2 separate regions of the Homo sapiens genome follow, and region 1 is linked to region 2. A link is a loop called in an ENCODE intact Hi-C map of the cell type or tissue named here. Cell type or tissue: endothelial cell of umbilical vein. All regions are shown on one strand. Each heading gives the region's core, and the rest is flanking DNA. Links, peaks and the distances in the headings are about the cores only.

The links. Peaks named below come from ENCODE experiments on the same cell type or tissue, not always from the same donor. Only the 100,000 strongest peaks of a DNase experiment are listed, where the experiment ranks them.
Region 1: it touches region 2 in a loop (9-fold over the local background); 1 of 110 quality-filtered maps calls a loop at or near these places.

The regions. Positions count from the first base shown.
Region 1 is chr20:38,755,118-38,759,117 of GRCh38, reverse strand. ACTR5 (actin related protein 5) reads right to left here. Exons shown (of 9, transcript NM_024855.4): 4 at 3,944-4,000; 5 at 3,079-3,261. Among named protein-coding and RNA genes, the nearest start is that of ACTR5, 8.7 kb to the right of the region's middle. In endothelial cell of umbilical vein, for the core only: no CTCF peak of the experiment used is centred there; a DNase peak (open chromatin) is centred at 1,597; H3K27ac peaks cover 1,230 bases.
Region 2 is chr20:38,820,474-38,831,411 of GRCh38, reverse strand. All of the region lies in intron 1 of PPP1R16B (protein phosphatase 1 regulatory subunit 16B), which reads right to left. Among named protein-coding and RNA genes, the nearest start is that of PPP1R16B, 20 kb to the right of the region's middle. In endothelial cell of umbilical vein, for the core only: no CTCF peak of the experiment used is centred there; DNase peaks (open chromatin) are centred at 3,321 and 4,101; H3K27ac peaks cover 4,000 bases.

The DNA.
Region 1 (4,000 bases), core at 1-4,000, 71 kb after region 2:
CCCCCTCCTACCCTCTTATGCTGTGCTTGTAGCTATGAAAAGCAAGCATCTTCTGGTTTAAATACTTGGTAAAAATGCTAACAAAGCCTGCTCCTTCACAACATCCTCACAGAAACAACTGCAGAATAGCAAGGGTCAGAATAGATTGGTCTATAAGAAAAAATAGATTTTCGAGACCTCTATTAGTTAAATTCCAGCTGTATTAATTCAGTTCAGCCATTACTGCTTAAGTGCAATTTCAATATGAATTTTGGTTCACATATATTGATTCAATTCATTCTAAATGAATTATATTATTGGAAACTCTACAAATACTTTTTGAATGGTAGAACTGGCTAGCCATTGTCATGGTCAAGTTTATCCCACAAATGTGACTGTAATTGACTCTGATCATTAAGAATTACCCTAAAATGCTGAATGCTGACTAACCATTAAAGCTTTGACGACTGATCATCACTTTTTTTTTTTTTTGAGACGGGGTCTTGCTCTGTTGCCCAGGCTGGAGTGCAATGTCACAATCTCAGCTCACTGCAACCTCCGCCTCCTGGGTTCAAGCGATTCTCCTGCCTCAGCCTCCCGAGTAGCTGGGATTACAGGCGCCTGCCCCGACGCCCGGCTAATTTTTCTATTTTCAGTAGAGACAGGGTTTCACCATGTTGGTCAGGCTGGTCTCGAATTCCTGACCTCAGGTGATCCACCCACCTCGGCCTCCCAAAGTGCTGGGATTACAGGCGTGAGCCACCGTGCCCGGCCCAACTGATCATCAAATTTGTTGCATATAGAAAAATCTTTTGCAGTCCGGCATTTCAAAATCCCCTAAACCCAAGGAGATTTAAATGTGTGTACCAGAGCATAAAATGAAGTAGGTACCTACTGAGTATCTGCTGAAAGAATGGGGGAATGGGTGATGAATCACATCATGTAACAAATGCAGACAAATGAACAAAGAAAAGGAAAAACTAGTTTCCCCACTGCTGAAGAATCACATCTTCACAGCTGTTTGGTTTTTTTTCCCTTTTTGAAATCTGAAATCCCTCATCTGCTTGTGGCTGAGTGGCACTGCTCTGGTATAAAGAAAACTATGTCCTGCTAACATGTCAAGCATGATAAAAACTAAATATGGATGAATACATAACAAAGACAACATGGTTCCGGATTTCAGTAAACAACAACTCAAATCTCAAAGACCTGAAAAACCAAGAGAAGCAAAATGGAAAAGGCACACACTGATTCAACTGAGGCTGATCTGGGATGCTGTGTTGGAAGAAGATGGTAAAGGCCCCTTCTACACAAGATCTTGGTGATCCAATAAGGTGTATCTAGTAAGCCTATCTCAGGATCTGCTCTATAAAGCATACACTCATGTACTGTCCTCACATAATCGACAGCCTGGGAATGAGATGTAGAGGATGCAACGGTGAGAGCAGAACCTTGAGCGAGCCTCCAGCTGGGAGCCCATCACTGCAAAAGCAAGCTTCCTGTTGAGCCAAAGGCAACTCTGACATCACTGATAAGCACTATGCTACACCCAGCATCAAATGGCACTGACTTGCATTTTTCCAAAGTATCATTTTTTTTCTGAAAGGATAAGTAATCAACAGCTTAATGAAAGCTGATTTAAAAAGGAAAAAACAAAAAACAAAAAACAAGAGGCTAGTCTGGTTTATCCTGCCTAAAACATGTCTCAAGGCAGTAAGTTCCTTTGTTTTGGAATTCTAGGGATGACAGATCCAGGAACAGGATGTACACTTACTCTTTGTTTCAGTTCTAAAGGCAGGCGACTCAACCAGCGACTTCTGGACTGAGGAGTGACCTGCAGGCTGCCCCTTTGCCATACAGGAACTAAGATGCTGGGGCCTAAGCTCTTTTGGCTACTTCGACACTTATTAACAGCCAAGCATGGTGGCTCAAGCCTGTCATCCCAGTGCTTTGGGAGGCTGAGGTGGGAGGTTCACTTGAGGCCAGGAGTTCGAGACCAGCCTGGACAACTTGGTGAGACCCCATCTCTACAAAAAATTGTAAAAATGACTTAGGCATGCTGGCGTTCACCTGTAGTCCTAGCTTCTTAGAAGGCTGAGGTGGGAGGATCCACTTAAGCCCAGGAGTCTGAGGTTATATTGAGCTATGAACATGTAACTGCATTCTAACTGGGCAACAAAGTGAGACCCTGTCTCAAACAAACAAAAATACTTATTTATTTATTTATTTTTTTTGAGATGGAGTTTTGCTCTTGTTGCCCAGGCTGGAGTGCAACGGAGCGGTCTCGGCTCACTGCAACCTCTGCCTCCCAGGTTCAAGTGATTCTCCTGCCTCAGCCTCCCAAGTAGCTGGGATCACAGGCGTGTGCCACCACACTCAGCTAATTTTGTATTTTTAGTACAGACAGGGTTTCGCCATGTGGGCCACGCTGGTCTTGAACTCCTGACCTCAGATAATCTGCCTGCCTGGGACTTCCAAAGTGCTGGGATTACAAGCGTGAGCCAGCACGCCCGGCCTCAAAAACACTTATTAACAGTGCACGGGTGAGGAAACAGAAGAAGAAGAAGAAGAGAAAATCAAAGAGCTTATGCAAAGGGTCTTTAGCAACTAATAAAAGGCTGATCTTAAGGCAACCTATACATATATTATTGAGCATAACTACCAACTGCTGTAAAAAATTCATAAATCATGTATGAAGCATGATCCCTGTCCTTAGGGAACATCAAGATGGAAAGGAGGTAAGTGAACAATCAACCACAATATATTTAATAAAACACTAAAAGAAAATTAAAGGAAGTATATGACTGCCAATGACTATCAGTGGAGCTGGTTTAGGTTCAAGACAGCACCACAGGTTTGGTGTGTGAATGTTCTTCCTACGTTAAATGCACTTTCTGCGCTCAGGGGTCCGGGGATCTACAGGGTGAAATCCCTTCTGACAGAATTTCAGTTGGTACAAGGTCAGTGCCATCTCCACCACCACCCACATCCCCTCTGCTCTCTTTCCCTCCTGACTCTGGGCACAACCCCTTTGATGTCAGGCCTCTCAGGACACTCCTCCCCTCAAGAAGGGCTGCTCCTTCCAAGGCCCTAAGTTACCTCTGGCTTGCTGTCTACCACATCCACCTCGAGGTTGACTTCCGCTTGGAGGATTTTCTGCTTAGCCTGCTCCACTGCTATACTGAGCTTCTGGATGTAGGACTGCAGCTCTTCTGGGGAGTCCATATTCAGCTCTATCAGAGCTTTGTGAAACTGATCCATCTGGCCATCCTCTAGAAGTTCCTGAAAACAGAGCAGTCACAAACAGGAAGGAAAGTAGCTTCAAAGCCAAACGGAGAAAACGACAGCTGGAGAGGGCTTCCAGAGCTCCCCTGGCCTACCCTGCCCAGAGCCACGCCTCCAGCTGCCTCCAGTTTCACACAGCTGCCCACCTCTCTGTCTCTAGGCTAGCATTGCATCACAGTTCCAGCAACAACTGATTAGGTAAAACTAATGATGGTGACAGATGTCTAAAAGGTTGTTACCCTTTTTTTTTTTGGTGGGGCGGGGGATGTGAAGGAAGGTGGGAAAGTTACTAAGAGGAGACATGAAAGGAGCCTTCTGGAACGCTGACAATGCTGTTTCTTAACCTGACAGCAGATACACGGGTGAGTTTCACTTTGAAAATCCATCAAGATGAAACATAAAGATTTGTGCACTTTGCATCATGTATGCTACACTTACAAAGTTTAAAAACATAAAGGAGTTTATAAGGTGAAAATAAATAATGCTGGAGTCCACAGCTCTTTCAGAAACAGCTGCTTCTACACTGTATTCTATGCTGATGATCCCCCTGGACTCCTTCGTGACCCCAAAGGTGACAAACAGTCAAAGCATCTTAAGGCCAATGGAAAAATATGCAAGAAAATCTTCTGAGACTATCTTGTTAACACGGAAGGGCGCCCGTCCCTGTGTCTGCTATTACCTGCACATATAGCAGTCGGTCCAGACGCTCCTGATCCAGCTGCAGCTTCTCCTCCCG
Region 2 (10,938 bases), core at 994-4,993:
AGGGTGAACACAGCAGCTAGGCGGCCCCAAGACAGGGCACTGGCCTGGGTGCTGGGGCAGCCCACGGCAGCCAGGTTCCAATGGGCTGCAGACTGGCCTCCTCGTGAGACCCAGAGGGTGATGGGAACACAGCCCAATGCCAGGATCTGGGAGAGCAATGGTTATCATCAACCCTTAAAGGGGACCCCCAAGGAAGACCTCATTTGGAGGAACAAGGAAGTACAAGGAAGCAGCTGTGTGCACCCCAAGAACAGACACCGGCCTCTAGAGCTGTCCAACAAGCAATTCGACAAAGGTGCTCGTGGTCAATGGCTGTCTCAGGAGGTGGCAAGTTCCTCGTCACTCACTGGAGGATAAAATGTCCACCCGTGTCAGATTGGCCTAAGTATTCTGTGAGATGTCTTTCAGCCCTAAGATCCTGAACACAGTTACTCATTTCTTCATTATTATGACTGATCACCTCTGAGTGGAAGGTACCAAAAACATGCTAAAAGTAAAGAGTAATGGTACCAATCACTTGCGCTGTTACAGCACTTTATCCCTTTCAAAGAACTTCCCCAGCCATCATCTCAGCCAAGTGCTTCCCTAAGTGTGGAAGGAGAATCCATTCCAAGGAAATTTTCAAAAGTACAGGAACAAGCCTTGACGTAACATGGACCCACACAGAGAGCAGGGTATATAGGCTTTTCACTTCTCTTTTAATCTTTCAGACTTTCTCCAGAGAAAAGTGTCAGTCCAATGCTAACAGACCCTTAACATCTTTATAACTATGCCAATCCTCCTTCAAAACAAAGAGAAAGCAGGCCTCAGCTCCTGGCCTGGGCAAGCCACTGTATCTAGGATAGAATGTAATAACATTGTTTTGTTTCCTGTGGATTTGTTTTCACAGTTACTGTTTGTTTATGGTTGTGATATAAAATTTCCTTTTTAAACAAATCTATTTCAGTTGGAAATAGGAAGTTGATAGTAAAGAAAAATTTAATGACAATGGCGTTTAGTGTTGGCAAAACTTATAAGTGACTGATATTTGGGAAACCCATCTTGCCATTGATCTTCGTGGCAATAATCTTACAAGAGAAGCACTCATATAAACTCATTATTTTGTTTGACAAATATTTAGGTGGCATCTACCACATGCCAGGCCTGTGCTCAGGGCTAGAGAGGCAGCAGGGTAAAGGCAGACACAGTCCCTGTGCAGTGGATGGATGGCACAGACACATGGGAGTGGGTGACCTGCTCCAAGGATACAGAGGCTGAGCAGTAACTAAACCTGGGGCCTGACTCACAGCACAGTGCTCCCTCCATGGGCCCCAGGGTGGCAGGCCCCAGGCAGACAGAAGGCACCACTGCAGTGTCCTCCCTACTCCCAGCAAAGGAATTAAGGGCAGTTGCCCAGCTCCCTGGAGAAAGGTGAGAACAATGTCTCCCAAGGGCCAGTAAAAGGGGCCAGAGGCATATTTTCTCTGACTTGGCCCTCCCCGCGAGCCCCTCCCACCTTGCCCCTCTGGGTTCCTTGGAGCTGGGGCTCGAGGACAGCTCCCTCTTGATTACTGGTTTTCAGGTGACCTAGTTTCCCCCAATAGACCCGCACACCTCCTCCCACCCCCGTCTGAGAAATCCCTGCTTGGTCTAATTAAAGAACTGCCATGGTGCTGCAAACACAGCAGCGGGGTGGCCCCAAGACAGGGCACTGGCCTGGGTGCTGGGGCAGCCCACGGCAGCCATGGCTCCAATAGGCTGCAGACTGTCCTCCTTGTAAGACCTGGGCTCACCTATCCACACTTCCAGAGAAAGCCCCAGAGGGTGATGGGAACACAGCACAAACTGCCAGGACCTGGGAGAGCAATGGTTATCATCAAGACTTAAAGGGGATCCCCAAGGAAGACCTCATTTGGAGGAAAACCAGCTCCATGGAGACATAGCAAGCCCAGCATCGGAAAATCCAGACGGAACATCCTGCAGAGAATGGGATACATGGGCCCACAAGTCAACAGAGTGTCCAGAACTGGCAAGATATCTGTGGCAGGGATCTGTGGAGGCCAGGTCGGGTGAGGTCATCCAGGAAGTATCTGTGATATGAGAAGAGAAATCAGAAGCAAGGGGAAATAGGGTAGGGTACTTAATTTTTCTAACATCTGGGTGGATGAACCAAAATAGTTTGACTGTGGCCAGCAGGAAGTCTGAGGCCAAGGCACTTGACCCTTGGGGAAGCAGGAACAGGCCACTGAGGTGTGTTCACCTCTTCCCCTAGAGCCTTAACTCAGCCCCTCTTGTCTGACAAAGTCCGAACTCCATTCCTCTTGTTGACCCCAAAGGGAGAGACAGAGTCAGTGCATATCTGGGGAAGCAGAGACTCAGCTCCAGAGGGCTGACCCTTTAAGGGAAAGGCAAGAAAGTATGGCAGGGTACACCCCCGCCTTCCCACAACACACTTCTTTGAATAATAGCATCGCCCAAAATATGGCAGGGGAGTAGGCAGGATGTACTACAGAACTCCTCACACTCTCCACCTTCAAAAAAGAAAGAAGACTATTACAAGAGTGTTATTTGGGGGAATAAATATACCTCTGGGAAAACTACAGAGGCACTGGTTTGGTGGTGATCTGTGTATTCCCACATTATTACTCAGTGCTGGGTCCTGATGGGCCAGAGCCTGTCAGCAGCGGCCTGAGCCCAGCACAGTGAGTGGTTGAGGCTAGGCACGTGTCCTGAGTTGGCCCAATCAGAAGCTCTCTCTTCTCACAATCTGTGAACTGGAAGCACAACACACAGTTGCTCCTGGAAGCCTTGTTGCCACCATCCCTGCAGGAAGCTGGCTTTTGGATGAAACCAATGCTTGGCGGTCACCAGAGGGAAACAGGGTCCTTTAAGTAAGGGGTCTCAGGACTTCAGTTATCCAAGCCAACAAAAGCCCCTTTATTATTTGAGCCAGTTGAATTGGATGTTGCCACCTGTGGCCAAAAGCACCTTAAGAGACAGCAATGATGTTTTTAGGGGTGCAGAAATAGGGACCCCAGAGGCAACTGCTGCTTGTAGCAAAATGAATGGCCTCTTGCTGAGGCATATTACCAAATACCTCCTCTTCCCCTTACAATGGTTATTTCTTGGCTCTTCAGGCCTGAGGTGAGGCCCAGCTTTGAGGAAGGGTAGGAAGGTCAAAGCCAGGTTTCCCTGCCCACTCAGCTGGGAGAAGCGGGCCCAGGCTTTGTGACTGCTTAATTCTGGGGGAGCAGTCGGTTGACACATTTTTGGACTCAAGCCTAGTGCCTCGAGAAAAACAACATGAAGGAAGGTGAATTCAAATTTAAGAGATTTTAAAATATGAGTCAGAAAGTGTTTCAAAGTTCACACTGTTAAAAGGAAATGTGAAGATTTGTTTTCATGTTCTTCAGCTATTCTTCTCTACACAATATTGGCAGCAGCCTGGAGGAAGGCGATGGGTCCTTTTCTCCTTGTGTTTCCTGTACCATTGAGCATGAGGGAAAGAAGAAAACAAAACAAACAGTGCTGGCTTTCCTACTCCTGGGATCTCACTCGGGACCTACTTTCTCTCCTAAAGGATGTACACCCCCGCCCTCCCACAACACACTTCTTTGAATAATAGCGTCATTTTTTTTTTCCAGCATAAAGATGCTTTAACTCATGAGCAAAGAGACTTCTGGGGCCCTTGGTGCTCCAAATACCTGAATTAGAAATCAATGTTGTCTCCCCTAATCTCATTCCCATGGGATTTTTGTGGACTGACTGTCCTACTCCTGCTAGGATGAACCTTCTAGACTTTGGGCATTGCCATCATAGACAGATCTCCTGGTTTTAAATCAGTCGTGAAACTCAGATCCCCACAGGTCAACTCCGTAACTCCAATTCTCCCAGCTGTGCTCCTTCATTCAGATCTCTGACTTGTCACTGTCCCCTGAAGCCCATTGACTATAACCCCATTTAGCAGGACTTTGTGTGTGTTGGGGAGGCTGAAGGTAGAGGAGGCAGGATTCAAAAACCACACATTTAACAAGAACAAAGAGTGATGAAACAACTCATGCATCTTGAGCTTTCCCAGGAGAAGAATCATGTCATCATGTCCAGCAGTGGAACAATAACAGACCTACTGACCTCTGTCTGAACTGGCTGGGCCATATTGGGAGCAGACCAGGTGTTAACAAAAGGCAACAAAAAAGGATCGGCTTTGTTCCAGGCCTCTGGAGGGCAGAGTGAGGCTTAGGCATGGTAATATGAAGAGTGGGATCCACAGCCTGGGCAACATAGCAAGACCCCGTCTCTACAAAAATAAATTAAAATTAGCCAGGTGTGGTGGCGTGTGCCTCTAGTCCCAGCTACTTGGGAGGCTGAGGTGGGAGGATCACTTGAGCCCAGGGGTTTGAGGCTGCAGTGAGCTATGATGACACCACTCCATTCCAGCCTGAGTGACAGGACAAGACCCTGTCTCTAAAAAATAAAAATAAATCATTTAAAAAATAAATACATGAATAATTTTTTAAAAAGAACAACTAGGATCAGCCTGGCATGAGGATAAACTGTCTAACAGTGATAATTCAACAAAGTCCAGCCATGGCATGATGCTGGAGTCCCCACTACCAGGAACTCCATGGCCTTTAGAGGTCTATGGTGGGTGGTAGACGGGAATGGCCCCATGAAGGCCCATGAGCCCCAATCCTGGCCTGCAGGGGCTGGCATCGTATTGGGACTAAGCACTCTATCATGCATATCTGCACCCAGCATTTGGTAACCACCAGGCTACACAACTTGCAAGGCCCATTTTAAGCAGGTGCTGATTGATGATTTGGATTGGTTCTGCCTGTCAGGGTGAAGCCGCTCTCTCAGGCTCAGCTCCAAGAAAACTTCAAAGGAGGCCACAGCTCAAACAGGTAAAGGAATACCCATGAACACACTGGTCTTCCATGCTGAGCTTCCCCTGCAAGAACTTGAACCCAGGGAAGCCCACACACTTTTGGGTAAGTACAGCAGTGTGGAGAAGGCCGTAGGGGACAGGAACAAGGGTGCCAAGGACAGGGGCACACACAAAGCTAACATGATGTCTACAAACGCATTAGTCAGTCACAGTCACGGTGCTAAACCAAACAGCCTGTCTTCTAAAGAAGCTTATGTAATAGCTAAGCTTGGGGAAACGGGAGTCAAATTACAAACAGTTTCTCCAGGCTTGAGGGAGTGTGGTCCACCCCCTCCCTTCACAGGGAGATAAAAACTCCCTTTGCAGCTGGAGGGATCATTTTCCAAAGGAGGCCACCTGTGGCTACCGAACACACTCCTGGGTTACACAGTTATTAAATTGGGGATGGCCCTTCACATCGGGTAGGCTGGGGGTGGCCTCTAATCCCTGCCTTTCTCTCCCAGCACAACACTCATGACCAAACTTTCCTCTCTTGTGCCACCACTTAGGTTGGTGGTGGCTACTTGGTGCACTGTGAGGAGAGGGATTACGAAGCCATGTGTGATAACAGGGAGAACGTGTGTTGTGATCAATTAGCAAAGCCTGCCATGGCTGAAGAGGTGGGAAGTGGCTGCATGCACACTGAGTACGCAATTCTGTTCTACATCATCCAGTAGTTGCCTTTGTATCCACTGATTAAAATCCTTGGCTGGGCATGGTACTTTATGCCTGTAATCCCAGCACTTTGGGAGGCCAAGGATCTAGGAAGTTATCAGGTATGAGTGGAAAGGCCCTTCAAATCCCAGAATATCATCCAAACAACAGCAACAACTCACTGTGGCATCCATGGTAGATAAGCATCAAGGAAATCTCAGGTTCACATAGGAATGTTTCCAATAACCCATCCTAGGGAGCAAAGGAAGAACTGTACTCCACCCTGATAAGGTGACTAGATCCAGACTCTAGGAACTCAAGCAGAGGAGGGCAGTCCCTATTTTACTCCATATGGACGTTAGCAAGTACTTGTTCTATTACAAATTGGTCTATCTGGTTTGTTAACCAAAATGTCCCCTTATCTCCCTGATCACTAATACAATGGATTTTCTGATATCTTCTTGCATTTTACCAGGAAGATCTTCTAAAGCACTTGCGGCTCTTTTACAGTTTTTTTCTAGTTCCTACTTCCCCCTCCCAAGGCTGGCCCTGGAATGTGGGGAGACAGCATGCTGTTGGTAATTGGATAGGGTCCATTCAGGAATGGAAAAGGACCAAGGCACTGTCGCCACTGACACCCTTCCTCATCCAGGTCTGGGGATCACTGTCTTGTCCATTTGAAGCATCTTGGGCTCCACACCATTACCAGCATAAGAGGAAGGGGAACACAATTTGCTGCCTTATAAGACCACTCTCTCCATTTCAGAAACCTCAAATATCCCTAACAAGCTATCTCCTCCCCTTTAGCCAGGGATATTCTTAGCCAGTTAGGAAGTAGTTGGTATAGAATTTTTTTTGGATACAGAGTCCCACTCTGTTGCCCAGGCTGGAGTGTGTTAGTATGATCTTGGCTCACTGCAACCTCTGCCTCCTGGGTTCAAGTGATTCTCCTGCTTCAGCCTCCCAGCTAATTTTTGTATTTGTAGCAGAGACAGGGTTTCACCATGTTGGCCAGGCTGGTCTTGAACTCCTGATTTCCAGTGATTCCATCCATCTTTGCCTCACAAAGTGCTGGGATTACAGGCGTGGCCGCCATGCCCAGCCTGGGATGGGAATTTTTAAAAACTTTTCATATAGTTTGTTCACTGAAGCTCAGAGAATAATTCCAAGGAAACAAGGACGATTAAAAGCATAGAATTGAACTTGAAGGAAAAAGTCCTACCCTGGGGGACAAAAGAATGAGAAGAGGAAGACAGAGGGCAACGCAGAGAGCAGATTCCAATTAAGTGCATAGCCAGTGTGGGATGGAACTGACATTTGAACCCAGGTCTGCCTAACTCCAAAGGCTACACCCATAAAAAGCAGAAGGAGAAGAAGGAACTGGGAAAATCTCTAAAGGAACCATAACCATCTTTAACAGATCTTTCTCATGAATTTCAAGAAGATTTCAGAAAATCCACAGTATTCGTGACCAGGGAGATGGGGACATTTTGGCCAAAAAACCAGAGAGACCAACTGGTAATAGAACAAATACTTGCTGAAGTCAGTATAGAGTAAAACATGCTTAATGAAACTAAAGGCTAACATTGCAGAACCTATAAACTAGATACATGAAATGAACCTAGAAACAAAGAATGCCAGGTAATCATGGCAGCTTCTGTGTCCAGCATACCTTCCACCTGCCAAGTTCTTTGCATGTAACCTTTCTGGGAATCACTGCACCAACTCTGCAATGTAGATATTGTTCCCATTTCAGAGAGGAGAAAACTGGGACTCGGAGAGGTTAGGGAACTCGTAACTAGGGCTGATGTTCCAGTTGTGTGTGGTTAGCATCTCTTCTGATTAGTCTGGCATCTGTTTTGATTGGTCAGTCTCTATGCCATTAGTTAAGTATTTTTAATATCCCCTCTCCTTAAAAATAAAAAAAAAAATGTCAGACAGGAAAGATGAGCCACGGAGGCATGACGGTAAGAGGAGTCCTTGAAGGAAAATAAATGAAATCTATGCAGAGTAAGGATATCTGATTAAAGTCATAACTTCCCTTACTGTTGGAGCTGTCATCACTTTTGGAGCCTTGGGCAGGAAATATATCTCATCCTAAATTTCATAAAATCTGCTTTCCAAACCCCTATAGGCTCAACCCCCTATGGGTGCTCCTTTTTTCAGTGAGCATTTTTGTGTGTTTTTTGGATTTGTTTTGTTCTTTTTTTTTTTTGAGACAAAGTCTCTGTTGCCCAGGCTGGAGTGCAGTGGCACTATCTCGGCTCACTGCAACCTCAACCTCCCAGGTTCAAGCAATTCTCCTGCCTCAGCCACCTGAGTGGCTGGGACTACAGGCAAGTGCCACTCTGCCCAGCTAATTTTTGTATTTTTAGCAGAGACAAGGTTTCACCATGTTGGCCAGGCTGGTCTCGAACTCCTGACCTCAAGTGATCCGCCAGCCTTGGCCTCCCAAAGTGCTGGGATTACAGGTGTGAGCCACCGTGCCTGGCCTCAGTGAGCACTTTCACTTCATCCGGTAACTCCCAAACCAGATTCACAACAGCAACTGGCCTCTCTCCTCTCCTGTCTGAGAGATGAAACTGTTAGTACAATAAATCAGAAAGTTTCCAGATGCCCTACATTTTGGTAAGTGAAGTTTCCATCCCATAGGCAGGTTTTGAAGTCTCAGTACTGGATCTATGACCTTCCAGGTCACCATGCAGAGAAGCAGGCTGTAGTATTCTGCCTTTAGAGCATTACTTCTGTTCCTCCCCTCTTTGATCTCCAGCCAAAGTTCCTCCACTTTGATTCCCTCCTCTTGGGTATACAGAACTCCAAGCATACCTCCGCTTCCCTCTCACCGGTTGTATTTCCTTTGAACATGATAACTTCTCTATAAGCCATAGTTTCACCCCACGAAAGTGGTATTGCTAACACAATTGAATTTATCTCCTCATGTGAAAATCTCAGGTTCACTTTGTTAACTGCTTTGGTCTACACTCAAATGTCTGGAGCTCTACTACCACACCCATCCTTCTACTCAGCAAATTCCTGAACACTCTGTTTCATACTTGATGCCAACAATAAGTAACTACTAGTTTCAGGGTTTTCTTCTGGCAATTTTCTCTGAAAATTCACTTCCATTTTTAATTTAAATCCTATTTATTTAGCCAATAAACAAATATTTATTGCCATCTATATGAGGTAGGCAATAAAGTAGGGTGGGTCTAAGGATCCCTAAATGAACAAAGCTATTGATCAGAGAGGTCCTGCTTCTAGTAAGGGCAAAGTAGCTCTTTCTGGACCAAACTTCCCACACAAAACTATTACGAACTCTAGACAGAAAAAAAAAAAAAAAAAAAAAAGATTGGAAGGCACTAAATGTGTTCAACTACAAGCAAGTAGAAACTGGAGAGGAGGCAACACCTGAAGGAAAGAAATGGCACTAGATAACTTTCGTGTTTTTAATGGCTTTTTATTTGCGGGAAGCGCCCAGTCAGTGCTGTACTTACTAGCTAAAACTTGGATAGAAAACTACTCTCTTACTATTTGAGGAGTTTAAAGACAGAGTTCAGGTAACCACAGCTGGAAAATAAGGAGAAATATCCCAGAAAAGAATCACAGAACAGTAGCCCCAAATTCTGAGTATAAACAGTGCCCAAATCTCACTGAATGATGTACATACAAGGCAGACTTCAAGTAGTTCAACTAAAGCTAAATGAATTCAGCAAAGATTTCAGATGTTGTCCACCCAAGAAAGACTGAGTTTGGAGTTTGAGTTTGGTCAAGTTAATTGCCTGATTAAAAAAATATATATATTATATTTATATTATAAATTATATATAATGTAAATATAATATATATTATATATATTAATATATATATATTTCTGAGGAATAGAATTCAGAGTCTCTTCAGGTCTCATTCACAACATTTAGGATGTAATCCAAAATTACTAGGCAAATTAAAAACAAACAAACAGGAAAATGTGACTCAAACTCAAGAGAAAAGGCAATCAATGGAGACCAATCTCAAGGTGACCCAGGTGTTGGAAATAATAAAGATTGTTAAAGCAGTTATAACTTTGCTCAAGAATGTAAAGGAAATTATGCTTGTAATAAAAGAACAGATAGGAAATCTCAGCAGCAACATAGAAATTACAAAGAAAAGAACCCAAAGCATCAATTCCACTAAATTCTCACCAGTACCTTCCTCTGCACCTCTTTGGGTGGTGTCTCTCACTAGGGATAGTTCTAATATGTTTATTTCAATGACCATTTTTTAGCACCTTCCAAGTGCCAGGGTCTAGGCAGCCTTTGGGGCAAAAAAATATGTCACAAAGACCAGCTCTTCTTCTCTGACAATGTGTATATAGCCCACTAGTCACTTCTCATATCTTCCCTTCTCATTCAGGTCTTAAATTATAAAAAGAGATGAAAGTCCTGCTGTGGCATCTTTCCAGAGCTTCATAGTGCTTCCCCCTTAGCTTCCAGATCACTTCTGGTGGAGCCATTTGCTCCAAATAAAGCACATAGGAATGAGAGGCAGGCTGTCAGGTTTGACACATGTGAACATTCTCCCTCCACTGGCTGATAGCCAGGTCAGTTCTACCAAAAACTCTGGGACATCACAGGGAGTCCATGGGGAGGCACTCACCATTACAACATCTCTTTCCCCAGTTCTACTCTGCTTTTGCAAAATCTGTTAGGAAAGACGTTCTCAAACTTGGCATTGGAATCACTTGGAGATGCTGGGAATATACAGGACGATCACAGAGAAAGACCACTACAAATCTATCAGAATGGCCAAATTTTTTTTTTTTTTTTTTTGAGACGGAGTCTTGCTCTGTCACCCAGGCTGGAGTACAGTGGTGCGATCTCAGCTCACTGCAAGCTCCGCCTCCTGGGTTCATGCCATTCTCCTGCCTCAGCCTCCTGAGTAGCTGGGACTACAGGCGCCTGCCACCATGCCTAGCTAATTTTTATATATATATATATTTTTAGTAGAGACAGGGTTTCACTGTGTTAGCCAGGATGGTCTCGATCTCCTGACCTCATGATCCGCCCACCTCGGCCTCCCAAAATGCTGGGATTACAGGCGTGAGCCACCGCACCTGGCTCAAATTTTTTTTTAAGACAGAAAATGCCAACTGTTGGCAAAAATTCTTACACACTGAGTGGGAATATAAATTGGTACAACCACTTTTTAAAACTGTTCAGCAATGTCTTATAAAATTAAACACGGGCATGTCCTATAATCCTGCAATTGAATTCCTAGGAATACACCCAACAGAAATTTGTTTTTTTTTTTTGAGACGAAGTTTCGTTCTTGTTGCCCAGGCTGGAGTGCAATGGCACAGTCTCGGCTCACTGCAACCTCCACCTGCCGGGTTCAAG